2 separate regions of the Homo sapiens genome follow, and region 2 is linked to region 1. A link is a loop called in an ENCODE intact Hi-C map of the cell type or tissue named here. Cell type or tissue: GM12878. All regions are shown on one strand. Links, peaks and the distances in the headings refer to the core of each region. The heading gives the core; the rest is flanking DNA.

What was found. Hi-C counts contacts between places; a loop is a spot of excess contacts. Peaks named below come from ENCODE experiments on the same cell type or tissue, not always from the same donor. Only the 100,000 strongest peaks of a DNase experiment are listed, where the experiment ranks them.
Region 2: it touches region 1 in a loop (3-fold over the local background); 1 of 110 quality-filtered maps calls a loop at or near these places.

What each region holds. Positions count from the first base shown.
Region 1 is chr4:104,865,074-104,873,096 of GRCh38, forward strand. No RefSeq gene overlaps it. Among named protein-coding and RNA genes, the nearest start is that of TET2, 280 kb to the right of the region's middle. RefSeq lists a silencer at 5,997-6,046. In GM12878, for the core only: no CTCF peak of the experiment used is centred there; DNase peaks (open chromatin) are centred at 1,846, 4,068 and 5,988; H3K4me3 peaks cover 1,262 bases; H3K27ac peaks cover 2,960 bases.
Region 2 is chr4:105,188,356-105,196,378 of GRCh38, forward strand. TET2 (tet methylcytosine dioxygenase 2) reads left to right here. Exons shown (of 11, transcript NM_001127208.3): 2 at 2,005-2,150. The region is part of intron 2 of TET2-AS1 (TET2 antisense RNA 1); the gene reads right to left. Among named protein-coding and RNA genes, the nearest start is that of TET2, 45 kb to the left of the region's middle. In GM12878, for the core only: no CTCF peak of the experiment used is centred there; a DNase peak (open chromatin) is centred at 3,616; H3K4me3 peaks cover 705 bases; H3K27ac peaks cover 3,164 bases.

The DNA of each region.
Region 1 (8,023 bases), core at 1,600-6,599:
ATATTTCCCTGAACTACTCTAGGTTGCCATGTGATTTCTTATAGGTCGTTTTTAATAATGGACAGAAGATGAAAGACTGAGTGAGAGAGCACTTGTAATGTGTTTTAAAATGTTCCTTCTGCTATGAGCAGGTTGAGGTAGTACAGTAATAAACAGCACACTGCTTCATTTAGAGTCTTGAAAGTATAGTGATACAATTTAGAAAACATACCACAGCAAAACATCCCAAACACTTACCAGGGATGCTGACAAGATCTGTTCATCTTAGTCAACCAAAGCCCTACTTGAGTAAATCATACCATAAAATCTTAACATATCTTAGCGCTTTGTGTCAACTTAATTCATCCTTTAAAATGCATGCCATTTCCCATTGCTCATTATTTTCAAAAGGAAATTTCATTTATATCCAAATGTCATGCAAAAGATCTAAGTGCTCATGTTGTATAAACATTGGTATCTCCTATAGCTAGATATAACCCACCTCCAATTATTCAATAAACAATGAGCCCTGTACAAGAGAAATATAAATTCACCCCCAAAAAAATTCTTCAATAAAACATCCAGTGGCAGAACCCATACAGGTGACTAGGGTATTAAAGTTGTACTTATAGGGTAATCACTTACTTAACAGCTAGCTGAATAAAACTTGGTATGAGAAGCACATGGAAACTTTAATTATACTTTACACTTTTTTAAAACTATGTCACAAATCAGAATTATAAAAGTTGCAAAATTCATCAAAAAGAAAGGTATGATCATGACAGGGAAAAATCAATACAACAAAAAAATTTAGTAACTTTAAGCCTCAATTCCAGAACCCAGTCACTTTTCCAATATCATTCTTCAGGCTGACCCTATTTCATTTGTGTTTTACCTAGATAATGGCAATTAAGCATTATTTAGCATTCTTTACTTTTAATTCTTCTCTATTGTCATTTCAACTGTAATACATTATCATAATTTAGTCATTATTTAAATGACTTCTTTGATTAGTGGTTTTGGGAAACTTGGCATAATTCAGTGTGAAAAAGTATAATGTGTGTGCTGTAATTATCTTAAACTGGTCAAAATCATTTCAATAAAGACAAAATGTATCCGTCTATTTTCACTCAATTATCCCATATTGTCTGTTTACATGAAATTCCTGACTACTGTACTTAGTAGGGAAAAATAAGAGAAAGCGTGAAGATCTGCTGTAAAAGAGATATTAACCATAAAGTATTGCTCTATTTGAGCATCCTTTATTAGGCACTACTCTGAAATAAATAAATAAATAAATAAATAAATATATATATATATATATATACACACACACACACATACACATATATGTATACACACACTCCTACACGTTTACATTTATCTACATATATCCATAGTATATGTGTATTATATAATGTCGATGGAGAATATGAGTAATATATGATATGTGAATTCATACATAAAGAGGGAGAGAGCCCATAACCGCTCTATCATCTAGCCATGGCAATGTACCTATCTCTTATAGATCTTTTGAATCCCTTTACCTTTTCCATACCCACTCCCACTAACCCCTGACACAATATCACTTGCCTGGACTTGCCTAATAATTGCCTGCTGGGACTGCCTCCCTCTAACCTAACTACCCCATACTAGCTATAACCAATTCACCACAAAGCAGCTAGAGTGCTTCTTTCAAAATGCAAGGCAGGAGGTTTGATTAAGTCACCTACCTTAGAATAAAGATAAATTCTTCATGTGGCCTACAAGGACCTGTATGATCTGCTTTCTACTTATGTCCCCAGCCCCTGCTTCCCATTTGTCTGAGTGTTGTCGGTTTCAATTCACTGTTCTCCTACTCCTGCTTTCACTGTCAGGGACACACCTTGTCACCTATCTGCTTATTCAACTTGCAGATCTCATTTAGGCATCTTCCTTGAGGAAGACTTCTCTGACACCCCAACTGTTTAAAATCCACTCATTACAGCACTTACCTCCCCCTCAGAGTACTTCTCACAGTGGCGGTTTCACACGTTTGTTGATGAACTAATATTTTCTTCCCTTCTAGACTGCTAGCTAAAAGACAGCAGGATGGGTCTGGCTTTGTTCGCCATTATGGACATCTCTAGGATTTAGCAAAGAGGTATGGAGCATAGAAAACATTCATTAAATATTTTTTAATGAATGAATTTAGATTACCTAATTTCATTCATTAAAAAATATTTAATGAACATTTTTATAGCCTTAACCTACCCATCCACTGCCAACCTGTCCTAAATTTATAAATCCTTACTATAAGTTCTTTTGGCAGTTAAGAATAAATAGGCCTCACTTTAAAATGCATAGAAATCTTGTTCTCAGGTTCTAAATCTCCCCAAATATAAAGATAATATTTTAAGGTTTCGGTTAAGAAACATTGGCACCCTTAGTTTTTGTTTACTGCTTTTAGGAAAAACATAAATGTTTGACACAAATATGACTGAAAGCTTGATGCAACTGATTTTAGTTTAATTTTGAGTGGGAATAAGTATATATTCAATATTCATTTTTTGTTATTGCTTCTGTTACTCAATTTCAATATTTATTAAAATAACTAAACACTAATACAATGAAAAGGGCCACCTTGCTATGCAGGTTCAAATGTAAATATTATATTAAGAGGTGGAATAGCTCTGATATTTAAGTTTATTAAATATACCACATGTAAGGTAAAAAATGCATCTAGAATTAGAAAGGAATTTGGAGTCTTTATTTTTTATTATTCTGTGAACACCAGTAGGTATGTAGGATCAAGAATAAAATGGTATTGGGGAACACGTGACCCAGAAGTGACTTCTAATCCCTCTATTTATTTCCCTTTCCTTCCCATGGGGGACCACACACTGGTAAATGTGTAAGTACACTTATTTTTAGCATTTATGAAGGACACTAAAATGTATTACAAATGGATATTAAATTAATCTAGATTACTAGGAGAGGTGTTAACCCAAAGGTATGATTTTCATATCAAAACAAATAATTTTTCTGGTATAAATCCAGTTTATTCCTGAAATAAAACTTGGTCTTCTCATTCACTATTTTCTCCCTCTGGCTTAAAGCTACTCTTTTCTTTCTTATCACCCCTGTCTAATGATGGTTTGCTTTGTGCCATCATACAAGGCTCTTATTCATTATGTCTTATAGAAGGAGTGGATAGACAATTGCTTTTTAAATTTATTATTTTGTAAATTCAGGAGATACTCTTTAACAACATCTATTTTCTCCTATATGTTGTAAAATATACAAAAATGCTAAGACTCACTGTGGATTAATGCAGAAATCTATGACACATAGTTTATACTGTCACTCAATTCCACTAATGACTGAATATTATTACTGAAGGTTTGGTAGCATTTTACATCATTGTAAAGGCAAATCTCTGTTGCCCCTTTCATTCCTATCTATATCCTATCAGCATGCTTAAAAAAAAAGACCCTGGGAAATATAGTGAGATCTCATCTCTACAAATAATAATAATAATGAACAAATTACTAGGTATGGTGGTGCACACTTGTAGTCCCATATACTCAGGAGGCTGAGGCAAGAAGATCACTTGAGCCTAGGAGTTCAAGGCTGAAGTGAGCTATAATCACATGATTGCACTCCAGCCTGGGTGACAGAGTGAGACCTTGTCTGATACATATATGACAAGGTATATATATGTGACATATATATGACAAGGTATATATATGACAAGGTATATATATATGTATATATATATGAGACAAGGTCTCACTCTGTCTCAAAAAAGAAATAAAATGAAACATATGTTTCATCATTTTATTCTTTTCTATAATATTCTAACTTGCTTTTTCTCCAATTATTTCTTTAGTTAATTTAACACGCTTTTCTGAAAAGGGGAAAGTAGACAAAAGGAGTCCTCATGAATTGGAGACTTTCCTTATTACAAACACATGTACCTCCTCTGAAGAAAATATGAAATTTGAATTCGTAAATATGAAAGACGCAAAAATAAAATAGAGAAGTGGAAGTGTCATCTTTGACAATAATAGAAATAGAAATTAACACAAGGGTTTCCTACTGGCAAAGACCAGACTTGAATTGAGTCAGATAATGTATACTCCCATAGTTGGTGAATATTCTGAGCAGTTCTGCCCATGATCATAGAAACCACACCAATAATGTGGAGACTTTTTTCTTTCTTTTCAAAAATAGCAGAACTGTGTGTGTGCTGGGAACTGGGTGAGATGGGATAGGGTGGAGTAGAGAAGGGAAGAATTTGCAGGCTGACTCTCACAATTTCATAAGCAATTTAAAAGGAATTCATGGCAAGACTATGGATGGTTTTCATTACTTCAGCATATATTGAATGTTAAGGTTCTCAAATACTGTGCTTTTCCAAGCTTTATCATGAAGTTTGTTCTAGTTGCTTTTTTCTAATATTAAAGAGGATCATAGCATACGAAGGATCATTAATCTACAAATAAAATCAAATTGTGTCTGCTTAAACCCTTACATGTTATACAGATATAAAGTGGTATTATTTTTGTTACTGTTGTTACTATTATCTAACCAGGAGCCTAGAATTATAAATTTGAAAAGTAAAGACTTATCTTTTAACCTAATTAGTTGCGGTCTATCTCTTATATTCACCTACACAAAAATTACTTCCCAGTTTCCCATATGGATTCAAACTTACTTTCTTGAGGAAATGCTTCCAATATGAATTTCCTTTTCAGTTGAACATACCTTCTCGGGTTTTGGAAATCTGTATTATAGTTACTATGGTCATTTACGTATTGTTTGGCAAGTACTATTTCATGTGTATGTTCTGAATCCTCAACTAAAATATAAACTTGAAGAACAAACAATGAAGTTAAATGTCCAAGGAAAAAGAGTAGCTTGTGATATCAAAAAAGCAAGTTCAACTTCTACTTTCATCATTTCCTATTAGCTTGAAAATGGACAATTTACTTAATCTTCCCAAACCTTAACTTCCTCATTTGTAAAATGTGGAAACCAGTAGTAACTAGCTCATAGACCTTTTATGAGGACTAAATTATTTAATGTATAGATTTAGTTCAGTGTTTGTCACATGATAGGTGTTCAGCAAATATTATTATTATTATTAAATGACTCAGAATTAAACATCTATTTCTTTAGATTCTTCTGTATTCAACCATAGCATCTATTATAGTACTTAATATTTAGTTGGTTCTAATATAGTGTATGGCTTTAAATTTTAAGGACTAAAGATTATTTATTGTTATTACTATTACCAATCTTATTGGCAATATAATTCTTATGAACATAAAATTAGTAGTAAAGTAATAATCTGATTGCAAACACATCATGTGACATTCTTTTGTTTTAATGGATTTATATAAAAATAATTTTTATAAAATTATCTACCTCCTTACCTTAAGAGTTATTAAGAGTAATTAATTTGAGTCATTCCTAGGATGAAAATTGCATGAATGCTGGAGACATGAGATGGTGAATTCTGGGTAAAGAATTCCTAGAGCCTGGTATGGCTTTTGAGTTCTCCAAATTAGATGCCACACAGTTGTTATGTACTAGTCATTCATATATTTAATACATTTTCACTGGACACATTCCATGTGGCAGGCATTTCTCTGAGGGAGAGACATAGTAGAGAACAAGACAGATGTGGTTCTGCTTTCACAGCTTAGAGGGGAGTGCCAATGAACAGGGTCTGCAACGGAGAGAGGGACATGAAATGCTTACAGTTTTCCTAAGTTTGAATATCAAAGTCAGCTTTCAAGAATGATGAAACCATGTTGAACTGATCAGGAGCAAACAAGAAATGCTATGTCACTAGGCTGTATTGAAAACTTGGACCCACCAGCCTATTTTCTATTAATAGTCTTAATATGGATGAAAAAAAATCACTAACCTTTCAGATATTCATTTGGGTGTGGAAGAAGCCTCCTGAAATGAGGAACCAGGAGGGAAGACTCTGAGAGAACAGGTTTCTCACAAACATTTCCTGCTCAGACTTGTTTCAGACAGACTGAAATTTTACAAGAACGGGTTTCTTATTATATCCCTTTTAGCCTCCTGAACTGAAATCAGCTGGCTGTGGATCATTACAAAAGTATCAAGCCTTTTCAAACCTCAAGTAAAAAGAAGAGTTTTATTGAAAGCTTTTTCCTTTAATTCCACCCATATATCTGTAAGTATGTTTCTGCATAACAGATTCTGCATATTTCAGAAGCTTTCTTAATTTGCAGTCTCCCAAAATATGGTTAAGTCAAATCAAATGTCAAATTCAAACACCTGCTACAAATAAACAAGCTTAACAAAAGCTTCTCTGGCTTCCCTGGACACGCTGATCACAAGATTGAACCCACAGCTGAGAGTTAATGAAACATTTTAGAGAGCAATATATTTTAGAGGAAAATCTCCACGGATATTCCTGGGGAGTTAGAGAATTTCCAGGAGTAAGCAATGAAGTCAAATCCTTGCTGTATTAATTTTTTCTTAGTATTTCCAAAGACTCATTTGGGAAAAATGTCAAGAAAGAAAAAATGAGTTTAGCCTGTTCAAAGTTAAGACAGTATGACAATATTTTGGTCCAAAAACACATCCATGACTTCACACAGTTCAGAACCAGGCTAAATTTTCTGCAGAGTTCATAACCAGAGTAAGTTCCTAAGAAGCATCTAGAAATCACTGGCAATTAGAATGTATTTTTACCATTCTTAGAACACATCAGCAAAGCCTCTAGGCCTTTATACTTGCTATGCCTGCACCTAGGATGTTCTTTCCCCATTTCATACATAGTTTGTTTCCTCATTTCATTTAGTCTTAACCCATAACCCTGTCCTTCAAGCCCTCCTTATTCATAGTACCCCATTTCTTCAGTAAGAAGCCTCATCCCTGAGACATTCCTCCTTCACTGACATCCTAATTATGTTTACCACACAATTTTCTTCCTGACCCATTTGCCATTATTTAAATCTTCTAAGCTGTATGTTCTCCTTTAATTCCTACCACCAATTTCATACCTGCCTAGCTTTCCAGCCAACTGTGTGAAGAAAGGGGCAAAAAAGCATGTTGGAAGCAGTAGTGAGGTGATGTGCTTTCTATCTTTTCATCACAATAGTTGGTTCTGATAGGATTCAAGGAATATATTCCAAATGAGAGGTAGGATTCTGCTTCTCTATTAAAGTAAGCCTTTGGTATTCTTACATTTGACATGTGAGATGTTTTATATTTTGCACACCTCCCAAAGATCTATGACAAATTTCTTTTAAAACAAAGTAAAATTAACTTTACCATGAAGAAACATAATATTACCTCAGCCAGATGATCAAGGTTACTATCAACATAAGTCAGATTAATAGTATGTACTGTATTAATCATAAAATGTGATGAGAAGGGCACTTTGCTTCCACTGTCTTCTTGATAACATATAACTCCAGTCTAGCCATGAAAAAATATCATGACAAATTCAAAACAAAGAGAATTCTACAAAATACCCAACCAGCACTCTTCAAAACTGACAGTCAACAAAAACAAGGAAAATCTCAGAAATTGTCACTGCCGGGGGGACCTAAGGAGACATAATGACTGAGCTTAACCTAGTATCATGCATGGGAGCCCAGGATGGAGACATGAGAGAAAAACCAGTGAATTCCAACAAAGTATGGAGTTGATAGTAATGTATCAATGTTGGTTTCTTAGTGGTGACAAAGGTACCATAGTAATGTCCGGTGTTAACAATGGGAGAAACTGGGTGTGGGGTACATAGGAATGCTCTAGACTGTCTTTGCAACTTTTCCGTAAATCTAAAATTGTTCTCAAAAGTTTTTTTAATGAATCTACAATATCCCAATTAAATAAAAGAATATATTAGGAACACTTACAACTAATATCTTTTTGTCCCTTGGGAACTATGTAATAATACTAATAAGAACCATAAAAACTATCATTTATTGAGCACTTACAAAGTGCTGGAAGCATGCTAAGCACAACACATGTTAATTCATTTTATCCATGCAGCAAGCCTAAGCGCTAG
Region 2 (8,023 bases), core at 1,548-6,547, 320 kb after region 1:
GGCTGGGAGGAGGAGCAAATGGGAAGTTATTGTTTAATGAGTATAGAATTTCTGTTTAGGAAGATGAAAAAGTTCTGGAGATGGGTGGCAGTGATGGTTGCACAGCAATGTGAATGTACTTAATGCCACAGAATAGTATACTTAAATATGGTTTGAATGGCAAACTTTGTTACATACATTTTATCACAATTAAAAAGTTTGAAATGAATATCCAAAGAAGCATTATTTATGAGGCTAAAAGTGGAAGTAACCCAAAAGTTCATCATTGATAGCTAAAGGAAACATGGCATATCAAAACAGTAGAATATTAGTCATACAAAGGAATAAAGTACAGACACATGCTGCAATACAGATGCACCTTAAAAACATTACACTAAGTGAAAGAAACCAGACGTAAAAGGCCAAATTTTGTATGGTTTTATATATATAAAGTCGTTCAAAATAGGAAAACCCATAAAGACTGAAAGTTGATTAGTGGTCACCAAGGCCCGGGGGAGGAATGAATGAAAACTGGCTCCTAATGGGTACTGGGTTTTTTGGGGCGAGGGGGACAGAGTGATGAAAATATTGTAGAATTTGATAGTAATGATAGGTGAGAGTGGCATAATTTTTTTTAATATACTAAAACCCACTGACTCATATACTTTACAAGGATGTATTTTATGGTATGTGAATTATATCTCAAAACACCCCTTAAATTTTAACGTATGGCTTTTATGATGCCATGTTTCTAAAGAAGCAACGTGTCCCAGTCTCAGCTTACTATTTCTAGGCATGTGACTTTGAGAAAAAATTAAGAGACCTCCCTTCTTACTCTGTAAAATGGGAATAATAATAATGATGATAATGATAATAATAATGATCTTACCAGATTTTTTTGAGTGTTAAATGAGGTAACATATGTAGTGCATCTAGCATAGTGTCTGGCATTTACCAAGAACCCCGGGAACCTGAGCTTCAACTGCTTCTGATACTATTCCAGATACTATTTCAGGATATTCCAATACTGTTTCCATATATTCAGGACAATGGACCAACTCCTTTAGCCATTTTATCAAAACTCTTTAGATTCTGTTTCAAATCGGTCTTTCCAAAGTCTTCTTGTGCTCCTTTGTAGACACTCTTCAGTCAGAGAGAGCTTTTTAATCTCCTCCAATTTGCTGCAGCTGTATCTGTGCCTCAAAACAACGCTTTCTCCCCATTCCTCTTTTCTCTCTGCCCTTGGAACTCTGTGGACTTCTCTCATGTTTTTAACCTACTCCCTTTTATCAGTGCATGTCATCTCCACTTATTTGTAGCACCCAATATTTTTACTACATCTTTGACCAATTAAGTCTTACTTGGGTTATGTTTTTAAAGTAGGTATCTTATTAGGTGGTCCTTTTAAAGTATATGTCCAGTCTCTCCAGCTAAATTAAAACCCTTGAGCACAGAGACCACATGTTATAATGTTTTACCTTTTCCATAGCACTTAGCATGTTACCTTGACATGGCATATACTGAATGAATGCTTGCTATTTATGAGTTTAGTTAGTGCCACATCTCATGAAGTACAGGGACTTAATGATTCTCAATCCTGACTTCATCTTACAGTCACCTGGAGAATAAAGTTTCCTCTTAGCTCAACAAGTCAGAATCTCTGAGCAAAATCCTCAACTTCTTACCTAGGTGATACTCTTGTAAGCCACACTGTGAACCACTGGATTCAACAGATGAAGTAATATAAGCCACTGGCTCTTAAGCCTCATTGATTATTGCGGTGAAGATGTGAAGACTAAAGATGCTTTGGGCATGGCAAAGTGTTCTACAGATATTAGAATTGTTATTATGGTACATTTGAGAGTGTCATTGCTTTGAGAAAGATTCTCTAAGTTTTTTAACAGCCACACTGTAATGGAAATATCCAATTATAGGTATCCAAAACCTTTTAAACTCTTTATATCAGGTGTATATACCCTGTTCCTTTTTGCTAACTTAAAAATGTTCAAACTCTGTCTTCTCTAGGCTGGCAAACATTCAGCAGCACACCCTCTCAAGATTGTTTACTTGCCTTTGCTCCTGTTGAGTTACAACGCTTGGAAGCAGGAGATGGGCTCAGCAGCAGCCAATAGGACATGATCCAGGAAGAGCAGTAAGGGACTGAGCTGCTGGTAAGACAGTGGAGACAGTTGACACTTGTTTGTCAAGTATGAATTTATTCCTAATGTAATGGTAATCTCTCTCCCAAACTTCAACTTCAAGTTACCCTGCACCCTCTCAAATACTTTTCTTTATTGTCTATGCTTAGGACACATGGATTAGATTGTTAAGATTTGTGAATTTACTAAAGTTGTGTACTGACTTATGTATAGCTGTATTTTTCTGGAGAAAGATAGATTTTTATCAATTCTCAATGTCTATGGAGTTTTTAAAAAGAGGTAAGGATTATTCAAATGTAACTATAAACATAAGAAAATGTGATATCTATAACCAGTTGTTAGAGTATTTATCGCCTCCATTTTGCTTCACTTGTAGCCACTTCGTCTCAATCTTGTTAAGGACCAAATAAATGGTATTTGTGGTTACTTGCTGATCTGAAAAGTGAGTACCTCCTGCACCTGGCTAGTCAGTCTTGTGACAATTTGGTGCCATAGAACTAGCAGAGAACTAAATTATGGAATGGCAGATCTCAGGAGCAGCTATGTGATTTTACATACGGTTTGTTTTTAATGGATAGAGACAGAGTCTGGCTATGTTGCCCAGGCTGCTCTGAAACTCCTGGGTTCAAGCCATCATCCTGCCTTAGCCTCTTAAGGAGCTGGGATTACAGGTGCATGCCCCCAGGCCCAGTTCATATGATTTTCTGAAAATACAAAAGAAAGAGGGAGATACAAAATACTTTTTTAATCATGTTCTTATAATTATCTTAATAAAAATCAATTTGCTCTGAATGCCATGACCTGCTGAGTGTCCCAACCTAAGGGTTGTCAGACCATTTTCTCATATATGCATGTATAGAAGTAGGGAACTAATATATTTTTGTCTAAAATGTTTAAGATGAAGATGAGAATGAATTCTACAATATATAATTTTGCCTGAACTATATAAGACAGTTAAAATTATAGAGACATTGCAGGAGAGACTCTGGATTAGATAGAAAAAAGGAAGAATTAGGCTTTTTTTTTGTCTATAATCCTTTTAGTAGGTAATTCAGCTTCAGTTTCACTAAATCTTGTTTATGCATTCAGCATAACAAATCTTCTAATAAGCCTGTATAGCTCTAATCTCTGCCTTACTGCAGACACCTGAGGATATAAGTATCCACTCTGCCACTTGATACTTCTCAGAGACTGTTCTGGTGCTGAGAAATCCTTTCCAGTGTGTCCTCAGTTGAACTCCCATGATTCCTGGATGTTGCCATTTTCAAGACACAGGGCAAGCGCATCTGTCTAGATTACCTCTCTACCTTGGGAATTTTAAGTCACTCTGTGAGGGAAAGAGAACTCAGTATAGTAGTAACTCTCAGAATGAAAATTTTCCCCTTGCATGTTAATATTTTTAGAGTAATCATTGTCACTGAAAATAGACTTCCTCTTTCCCCTCTCATGCTGGAAAATCTTAGGTAATTATGAATAAAGCATTCTTTACTTTTCCCCTCCTCCCTTGATGATTGCTTTACCTCACTCTGTGAGAACTGTGACTACTCATTCTGCTCTTGTCTTTTACATGAGAACTGAGAGCGCATTTTTAAGATGGAATTTTCCTCCTTAATGAAGTCATAACATTAGTCAGAAGATTTTCTCTTCTTGAACGTTAAGCCTGGGTAAGGAATAAAGTGCAGAAGTTTATGGAAAATTATAAGATAACTTAAAAAAAAAACGAAGACAACAAATTAAAATATTAGCCATTGAGGGAAAAGGTTTTACAGGTAGCTCTCTGAGGAGTTCTTCCCTCATATCTCCTCAAAAATCTTGTTTTGCATTTAATTTTTTACAGTTGGATAAGCTCAGCCCTTGACATATTTTCAATAGCAAATAAGCCTAGAGTTTATTTTTAGTACATTTATTAGGAATGTGTTCTTGGGAAAATTATTTAACCTCTGTAAGCCCTGCTTTAAATGGCAAAGAAGAAAGTAGGTAATAATAGATAATAACAGGATTATTTTATGCATTACCTGTACATTGCCCAACATATAGTAAGTTCTCAATTTTATATTGGTATTTGTTTTATTATTAACCACTTTTATTAATGTTGCTTTTAGTTTTTGAAATATGAATTCATTCAAAAATATTTCTTGAGCACCTGCCAAATACCAGGCACTCTTCTAGGAACTAGAGTGGCATTAATGAGTAAGAGGCAAAAATCTCTTCCCTTGTTGAGCTTAGAATCCATTAGAGTAAGAGACAGACACATACAAAATAAAATGTATAATATAGTAAATACCAAGAAGTGCTAAGTTTTAAAAATGTAAAGCAGAAAAAGGAAATTGAGTGGCAGGGTTAGGTAGTAATTGAAGATATAGTAGTCAAGTAAGGCAGCTTCAAGAGAAGATTATGTCTTAAATAAAAATCTGATAAAGATATAAAAACAAGCCATGAAGTTATCTGAAGGAATTGCAGGTAGTGGAGAACAGCCAAAAGACCTGGAGTAGTAAAAGGTTTTATGCAGAGTGATTTAAAAAGAATCACAGTATCTTATACATCAGTAAATATTTACACATACACTTAAGTAAGTGATATGGACAAGAACTTTGGAAGTTGAATAGCAAGGTCCATCTGGACTATAACAGAGGAGGCTTCACAAAGGAAGGTGACAGGGCATGGCCTGGATCCTGAAGGACAGGAAGAATTGGGATCGATAACAAAGAATGACATCCCAGTGGAGAGAAGTGGAGGGGAAACAGCATGAAATGGAGTGAAATAAGAATGTTGGCCTTTAGGGCAGGAATGGGCCAGGCAGAGGGCAAGTGGGAAGCAGGAAAAAGGCGACCTTGTATAAAGTTCATGTTGGCAAATAGAGAGAAGATGGGAAAGCAGGGTAAGGCCAAATTTAGTAAAATCCTAAAGTCAAGCTAAAGATTATTGCATGCTATCCTGAAAATATTGGGGAATAATTAGAGCAGATGAGTAGAAAGGTGAATTCTTGTATTTAGCTATATCATTATTTTTACAAATTTAAACAAATAAGGAAATGGAGGCAGTAGTTGGAGTAATTTAGGAGATAAATTGAAAATGGATTTTGTTAAGAGAGAAGGGAAGATAGATTTTATATATTTTAAGGAAAAATCATGAGGATTTATTTGCTGACTGCACGTAAGAGATAAAAGAGAGGAGTCAAAGATTTCTCTAAAATTTTCAAAATGATTAATTACGTGTTGGTATTAAAAGAAATAGGGAAGTTGGGACATATGAGTTTGAATTCAGCATGAGTCAGTTAAGACAATCAGATGCAGATATTCTTAAGGCAACTAAAGTTCATTTGATATTTGTCATATAGGCTGAATTAAGTTTCTAAGAGCTGTTTTTACTATGCATTAAATCCGTGTAATACTAACATAGTACAAAAGTTGTTTGCTATCCAAATTTTGTATTTTTATAATAAGTTGGAGAGACAGAGAATCAAAAAATTATTGATTTGGAACCATTAGACATCAGCTAGTCCAATTAGTTCATTTTGTGGAAGGAAAAAGGATACCCAGAGATGTTACATGACTTTATAGCCATGCCTCTAGCTAGTATCTAACTTGGTCTAGCCCAGGTCTCCATACTGAGACTCTCCTCCTGCTAATAAAAAAATAATAAAAAAGTATTAGTGGTTTGTATTTTGCTGGCTTGCTTGTGGAGAATAGGATTAGAAGGTTTGACTTGCCTGTTAGCACTCTCTTGTAGCCATTTTTCTAATTAACATACACATTTTACCCTTTCTCATGAAACAGATCTAACTTGTTTAGAAGCTTCAGTCTTCTTGATTTAATTAATCACTTTCTCCCACCTTTAGTCATTGTTGAAGTTTCCTGATTTACAATGTTATCTTTTTATCTTTTCAGTAGTATAAGGAGGAATGATATTTCTACTGTTGTACTATTTTTCTGTTTATCTTTCAGAAGAAAAATAGCTTTTCTTATTGGCCCAAAAAACCATCACCCTACAGGAAATAAATCACACTCTTTGCTTGATTTTCCTGATCTGGCTACTGATTTCTCTTCAAATTTAAGCCAATACTTAGACTTTAAGACTTCATTGTTACTTCCTTACAGGTCATTCTTATGAACTAAAATCCATAGTCATTGTTCTAGCAAGCCTGAGCAGTTTATTCTTTGAGTCACAGGATTATAAAAGAAAAAATAGACCTTAGAGATCATAATACAGTGCTCTTCAAACTGTACTCTTCAATTTTTCTACTACTTATCAGTTGTTTTTTATTCTAATAAAATATAATTACCTAGCAAGTGAGCAGACATGTATTTACAGTAGCTTTACAATTCTTTATACACTTCTTTACTCTCTCCATTACACATGCCACATGGTATGATACAAGTCATAACTCAACTATGTGAAAGCAAAACCACTCTTATACATGGTGTCTTGCATATATATTAAGGCCCAGAGTGGTATCAGTAGTCTCTGTGTCCCAAGAGACTGAATTAAACAAGACTGTTGACCTTCTTGTGGCATTTATCTGACAACCTTGGCAATCCCTAAATTCACAAATAGCTGTATAGCATTTTTTGCATTTAATGCATATCCACATATGATGTGTCCTTTGATTTTAGAACAAGTAAAGCATGCTAAAATAGACTGCACCTTATGAAAGTCATTTTCACTATTCTTGTGTTTCAGTTTCCTCATCAAAAGGTGAAATATCAGCTGCCTCTGTTGATCTCAGGATCTTTTAAGTAGAAATGGAAGAGTCTTAGTGAAAACAGTTTGTATTCTGAAAGAAAATTGCAATGTAAATACAGGCACTAAAAACGTTTATTCATCTTTACAGATGTTAATCTGACCAGACATTTTTCTCAAAATGTGAAAATAGTATGGATTTTCTTAGCTCATTTAATATTGAAAGACTAGAAAAACAAGTAATGATGTTCTAGAAGAATCTATGATCATATAATTACAGTTGTCCTTCAGTATCTGTGGGAGATTGGTTCCAGGACCCCCCATGGATATCAAAATCTGTGGATCCTCAAGTCTCTTATATAAAATAGTGCAGTATTTGCACATGATTTACATATACCCTCCCATATACTTCGAATCATCTCTCGATTATTTATAATACTACAATGTCCATGCTATGTAAGTAGTTATTACACTGTATTGTTTAGGGAATAGTGACAAGAAAATTAATCTGTACATGTTCATTACAAACACAGCAATCCATTTTTTTTCTGAGTATTTTGATCTGTGATTGATTGAATCCACAGATGCTGGAATCCATGAATACCCATGGGGGGCTGACTATAATGTTGTCTATGTGCGTAGCAATTTTGTAATTCTCAACCAAGGACACGTATAGTCCTTGAATCTTGGTAGGAGTCTTGGGGACTTTTCTTAAAATATTTTGACCATCTTCTCAAGATCTTGACTCCTACCCCCACTTGTACACGTGCACATACTTGTGCACACTCACACACAATACCCTTCCTTAAGTCCTGCTCACCAGCTTGCTTCCTATTGCATTGAGAGCATTCAACCTGTAGACCAAGAACTTCTACCATATTTTTCCACCTCTACCCCAAAACACAGTTTAGACATATCCATTCTTTTCATTCTTCAGAGTCATCTCACCACTTCCATAAATTATTTCCTAATTGTTCCCTCTGCCTCTGTTCTTTTTTTTTTTTCTGATGATCAGTTCAAAGTACCTCTGTATGCCCATTCTTAAGTGCAAATCTGACCATCTATACCCCTTCTTAATATCCTTTCTTTTATGGATACCCATTTCAGACTTTATTAAAGGAGTGGAAGCTTCCCCCTCCCCACCTCACCACTTGAAGTTTTTGCAATTAGAATGGAGTTTATTTGGTTAATGCAAAAATAGATGT